Regions from separate parts of the Homo sapiens genome. Here region 1 is linked to region 2. Evidence: chromatin contacts called from ENCODE Hi-C data. All regions are on one chromosome and are shown on one strand. The core of a region is the stretch at or near the end of the contact, and the rest is flanking DNA. Distances in the headings are between cores, read along the strand shown. Region 1 holds the start of ARHGDIB (Rho GDP dissociation inhibitor beta). Region 2 overlaps ETV6 (ETS variant transcription factor 6).

The links. A loop is a pair of places that touch in the nucleus more often than their neighbours do. Pooled maps may share reads with other maps.
Region 1: a map with no recorded cell type shows a loop between it and region 2 (8-fold over the local background). The contact joins the promoter of ARHGDIB here to the enhancer-like site in region 2. A Hi-C loop is called at or near these places in 2 of 37 single-sample maps with no recorded cell type and 2 of 50 pooled maps.

What each region holds. Positions count from the first base shown.
Region 1 is chr12:14,960,184-14,962,883 of GRCh38, reverse strand. It overlaps ARHGDIB (Rho GDP dissociation inhibitor beta), which reads left to right and starts at 1,283. Exons shown (of 6, transcript NM_001175.7): 1 at 1,283-1,347. RefSeq lists an enhancer at 1,461-1,580.
Region 2 is chr12:11,757,875-11,760,574 of GRCh38, reverse strand. The region is part of intron 2 of ETV6 (ETS variant transcription factor 6); the gene reads right to left. Among named protein-coding and RNA genes, the nearest start is that of ETV6, 110 kb to the right of the region's middle. RefSeq lists an enhancer at 1,900-1,949. Within about 2 kb of position 1,299, at least 15 of the 41 ENCODE cell types and tissues checked have a DNase peak (open chromatin) inside an H3K27ac peak, as active enhancers do.

The DNA.
Region 1 (2,700 bases), core at 34-2,533, 3.2 Mb before region 2:
TTACTGCCTTCTGTGTAAATTAGGGTTTGCTTTGTTTTTACAATAAAGTTATGTACATTGTTTCAAGGGCTGTATTCTGTCTATGCTATTTTAAAATTTATAGAATAAAGTGGTATTAGGCTTTTAGTATTTTTGCTCATTTTAATTATATACTATTTTCCTTTTCATATTTTTCTAGGCTAATCTCTTCTCACGTGAAATGACTCCCTTGATTATTCCGATTTCATTGACTCTAAGTAGAAGGCAAACCCTGTGGTATCAATTTACAAAGGGAAATGAAGAAGATGCAGTACATTTAGGTGAAAACAAAATAAACGTCAGTTTCTCCAAATTTGTGTGCTTAGTCAGATCTAAATATATTGATGTAGTGTAAATACTGAATATTGAAATATTAACCTAAATAAGCATTTATTATTGGTAACAGCTACGGGAATATACAGCATGAATGTGACTTGGCTGCTTAAAAACTGTTCCTCAGATGGTTTAAACATGGCCTCCGAGACTTGTTCCCATTTAAATTACTTCATAAACCATTTCCTCAAATATGGTACAAAGTCTATTTTGGCACTTGTTAAGTTGTCACAAATTCTGAGTTGGAAGACTATGAATTAATGAAGTTTTACTTCCTTTTGTAATTTCTTTCCTAGGTTTCATCAAAGACAGTACTTTCGCTTGCTTGTTTGTTTCATTTGAAGAAAAATCAGCCAAAACTATTAAAAACAATATTTGACTGTTTGTAGTGCAATACAAAGCTACGTCTTGAAATTATAACCAACAAAACTCCAAAAATCTGTTTAAGGACACATTTTTAAATTTAGGACCGTAGTATATGCAGTTAACAATCATCATTTCTTAGCACTCTACATTCACTGCCAGCAAACTTTCAACGTATCTGGTTGATAATGAAGCTGGCGGGGACCCAGTGGGAACAGAAGTGAGTGGTACAAAGTAAAGCCGATGTGAATTTATTGCTACTGGTTTCAGGCTCCTTACCTCCATAGGCTTATGCACTGCAATGACCTGATTATCAGAAATACCCTCACAATTATTCATAATACCCATAGCTATAGGCTCCACACTCTTGCGTGTACATTCATGCATCTCCACGTCACACGGGCTGTCATGCTCGCACATGTGCCATTAATTGACAAGAATGCTGCTCAAGTTGGCTGATCAAGAGATAGGCAGTGCAAAGGAACAGGATTTGAGACAGCCCAGGGTTTCCTCTTCAAGTAGGTCTAAAACATTTTTTTTTCTCATTGACTTCCTTCCTGTTCTAACTGCCAGTACTCAGAAGTCAGAGTTGAGAGACAGAGGCACCCCGGACAGAGACGTGAAGCACTGAATGTAAGTTCAAATACCTCGGGCTGGGGAGGCTTCAGGTGGGCACAGAGCAAAGTCGGAAACCTCTAGACGGGGCTACCGCCCTCGACAGTTTATTATTTTTTTAGAGGGGCAGTTCTTCTTTAAAACAAACTTTATGATAAGAAATTGCTAAGGAGGCTGCAGAGAAGGGGAAGTTAGAGGAGGGAAGGGTAGCAGTGACTCAGGGGAGGAGGCTTAAAAAAGGAGGGTACAGGGTGCGCTGCAGCCCAGGAAGTGCAATCCTGAATATTCTCAGAAGGGCTCTGAGAACACGCACCGGGAGTGCCTGGAGGGGTTTCCTGCAAAGTAGGAGCAGGCACCTGGCCAGGCTTGGAAGAAAAAGACTGTAGATCCAAAATGATACGGTCTGTGCTGGTGGATGGTGGGTTGTGCTGGGGTGGAGATATGTGGTTTCCTGTTTTTAAGCAGACAATGTAAAAAGACTGGTTGAAAGAGAAAAAAAAATGGTTCAAAGCTGTCAAATATTAAACTGTCTTCCACTAAATAATTTTCTGGTGATATAAGAGAAATGCATAATGAAATCCTCCCTTAGAGTGCAGGGGCTTTATCCCTCAAAGAGGAAGTATGGTATAGCACATTGTTATGTACTCATGAGTCATACAGTGATAGAATTTCTACCACTGACAAAGGCTGTGTATTAAATTCCTGCAGTCGGATGGGCAGATCTTTGCTGTTGTTGTCAAAAATAATAATAGGGCTGGGCGTGGTGGCTCACGCCTGCAATCCCAGCACTTTGGGAGGCCGAGGCGGGTAGATCACCTGAGGTCAGGAGTTCAAGACCGGCTTGACCAACATGGTGAAACCCCATCTCTACTGAAAATACAAAATTAGCTGGGTGTGGTGGTGCATCCCTGTAATCCCAGTTATTTGGGAGGCTGAGGCAGGAGAATCACTTGAACCCAGGAGGCAGGGGTTGCAGTGAGCCAAGATCACGCCATTGCACTCCAGCATGGGCAACAAGAGCGAAACTCTGGCTCAAAAAATAAAAATATTAATAATGATAATAGCCCTTTAGGTATGAGATAACTAACAGCAAACATGGAAAACACCAAATAACGTATTAAGAGACAGGTTTGAGAAAAATTCAAGGGGGCCCAGCTAGGACAGCTGATCAGTGGGCCTTCAAAATGTCAAGGTCTGAATTTCAGCCACCATTAGGAGAAGTGCTTTAGGTATGACCTGAAATACTTTCTTCCCTTTTAGAGGACTTCCCAGCCAGCATGTTTCATAAACATAATCTGTAATTAAACTCTAGACCTATGGTAACTTGAGGTGTGTGTCTGGCAAGCCCTGGGCAGTTCTTCATTCAGAGTG
Region 2 (2,700 bases), core at 50-2,549:
AACTTGTCCTAGGTGCTTTTAAAAAAGTATTGTTACATCTTCCCTTACAAACCTTCACCCTCCTCAGTGAACCATTTCAGTTAGTACCCCCACCCCAGAAGTAGAGAATTTAGCCTCAGCTGACCTGGTAAAATAGGGTATTCACTGCGTAGCCCTGTGCAGTCAACTTTCCCTTCTAGGTATCCAATCGTCATCCACCCCACATCTACAGTTCTTTATCCATTATCCGTACCCATCATCTGCATTTCTATTACTGGAATCTTACAGCCCCATTTGAGAGCTACTGGTATCCATGATCTGCTGGAAGCAGAAATGGAGACCAATGTTGAAAGAATGGGGTTTTGTCCACACACCCAAGATGGAGGCAGTAAATATTGGGGCAGTGTGACTAATTATACTTGGGAATTTACAGTCAGCATGTGGCCAGAGCCAGGGCCAGTTTAAATCTCTCAAGTCCTGCTCTACCCCTCCTTCAGAAGAGATCAGAAAAATGAACCACAAAACACTCACACATGGTACAGGCAACTGAGAATCAGAATCCACCCATGGCAACAGCAAAAGCAGCAACATCTAAACGTCGCTGCTAACGTTTACCTCTGATGAAGTTGTCAAGGTCATCCTGCCAGAAACCCCAAAAGTTTGAATTACTAATGTGGTGTAACTCACACATGAAGCAAAATGGGAGAAAATATCAGTTATTTGAGCATGGAAACTGCTGTATTTGTATATACTCAGCTCAACCAATGCTTTCTGATAATCAGAGGAGGTGAGAAGTAACTTAGAGAAGCACATTCAAGCCAACACACTGAACCTTTATCACACCTGCCAGAAAGCATTAGGTAGATACATGTAAGGGTGACTGTGGAGCTCATGGACAGGAACTCCTCAATCTGCGGAAACCCATCAAGACGAGAGAAAGACCACAGACGTATTGAGGGTTGGGAAAATCCAAGAGGAAGCAACGGACAGAAGAAAAGAAGAAATGGAAATAAAGTTTCTGATTTCCTGTTGCTGTTCAAGTTTCATAAAATGGACTGGTTCTCATCGTCTTTTATTTTTTAAAGGGTTCTCTTAGTCTGCTATAACCTTTCAGTGTTGAGTCTAGAATAAAGCTGGGCACCTCTGGGCTCACATAAATAACACAGAGCACCAGGTAGGGACAACCCATTGTCAACAGTTTCCAAATGTCTACTTCAGAACTCTGAGGAAAGGGAGAGCCCGTGACACTAATGAGGGGCCGTGCCATCTTCATCCTCCCCTCCCCATCCCCCACAGCGAAACCAGGGCCACTTTGTCAGAGCTGACGCTGGAGGAACTGCCTTAAATGTACACAGAGCTCACTGCATGAAATGTGAAGTGAAAGAAAAGGTCAGTAAACCTCTGGTTATATATTTTTTTTCTTAAAAAAAAAAAGACATCTATAAATAGCTGCATTTATTGAAGCTGCTTCCTTATCAGGAAGCATGGAGCTAGGAATTAACGTCTGCCTGCATCGGAAATTCTTTCAGACAGCAAACCCAAAAAGGAAATTTCCCTTCCAAAGCATCCTGGCTGTTCTGCTGTGGGCTGTTTTTGCTCTTCAAGCTGTTTGAAGCAGCTAACCAGGGCCCTCGTACAGCCACATGTGCCGCGGGGAAAGTAGAAAGCTTCAAGCATTTGGATGTAAAAAGTGAAGGCACCCAAAAGAAGGCTTAAGGGGGAACAAAGTAGAAAATGCTAGTGGCTGGTCGGCTTTGTTAGAAGTCATTACTGCTTTGTAAGACACTGACAGAGAATTAAATCTCTTCTCCTTGTCCTTGTCTCAACTCTGCTGGTGATATCACTGCACGTCACAGGCAGCTGTGAGGAGAGGCCATTTTTGGAACACTGATGTGATAGCAAAGGACAGGGGAGGACTTGATAGGTATTAGAAGAGTGGGGAAGGCTGAAGGAGATTCACAGATTCAGGCGAGAACGGGAAGAAAGTTCCAGACTGAGGGAGAGACATGTGGGTAGGAAAAGGTCCTGGGATGGAGTGCCCTAGAGCAAAACTGAGCCCCTGGAAATCACAGGGGATCGTTTGAAAGCAAAGCTTATTTCCATTGTGACTTAGGAAGATTAGTCTCAATAATACACAGACAGAACCCTAGGTCCTTTCTTTAATGAAACACACAGACAACGACATGTCTGCTTCCCTTGGCTCCTGCATGGGGAAGCCACCTCCTCAACAGGCTATTCACCATAACCGGAAACAGAAATGGAGCTTTGGTGAGCTACCTGGCCACTGCAGGCCAGGCACTATGCCAGGTGCTATACATAAATGAGCTCTGATACTTCTAAGAAGCCCTCATTAGTAGGTGTCGTTAGAAACTTGAGTCTTAGAGAGGTTAAATCATCTCTCTAATAGAGCCAACCCTGAAATTCAAGTCCATTCACGTCTATCCAGACCCAAGCCCTTTCTATTACCATGGTTTTTTATTTGGAGACTTCCAAAAGCAGTGAGACCCTGCTCCTAGAAGGGCACCCCTAGCAAAATGCTGGGGAATTGGGTACTGGATTGAGCCCACTCTCAGAGCTGGCCCATCAGGGCCTACAGGACCAGCCCTGGCATTCTGGTTGTAGGGAGAAATTCAACTCTAACCTGAGCTCGCAAGAGAACAAACGGGGAGGCAGCAGGACTGGTGAACAAAACCAGAATAAACCATCCACAGGGACAGGCTG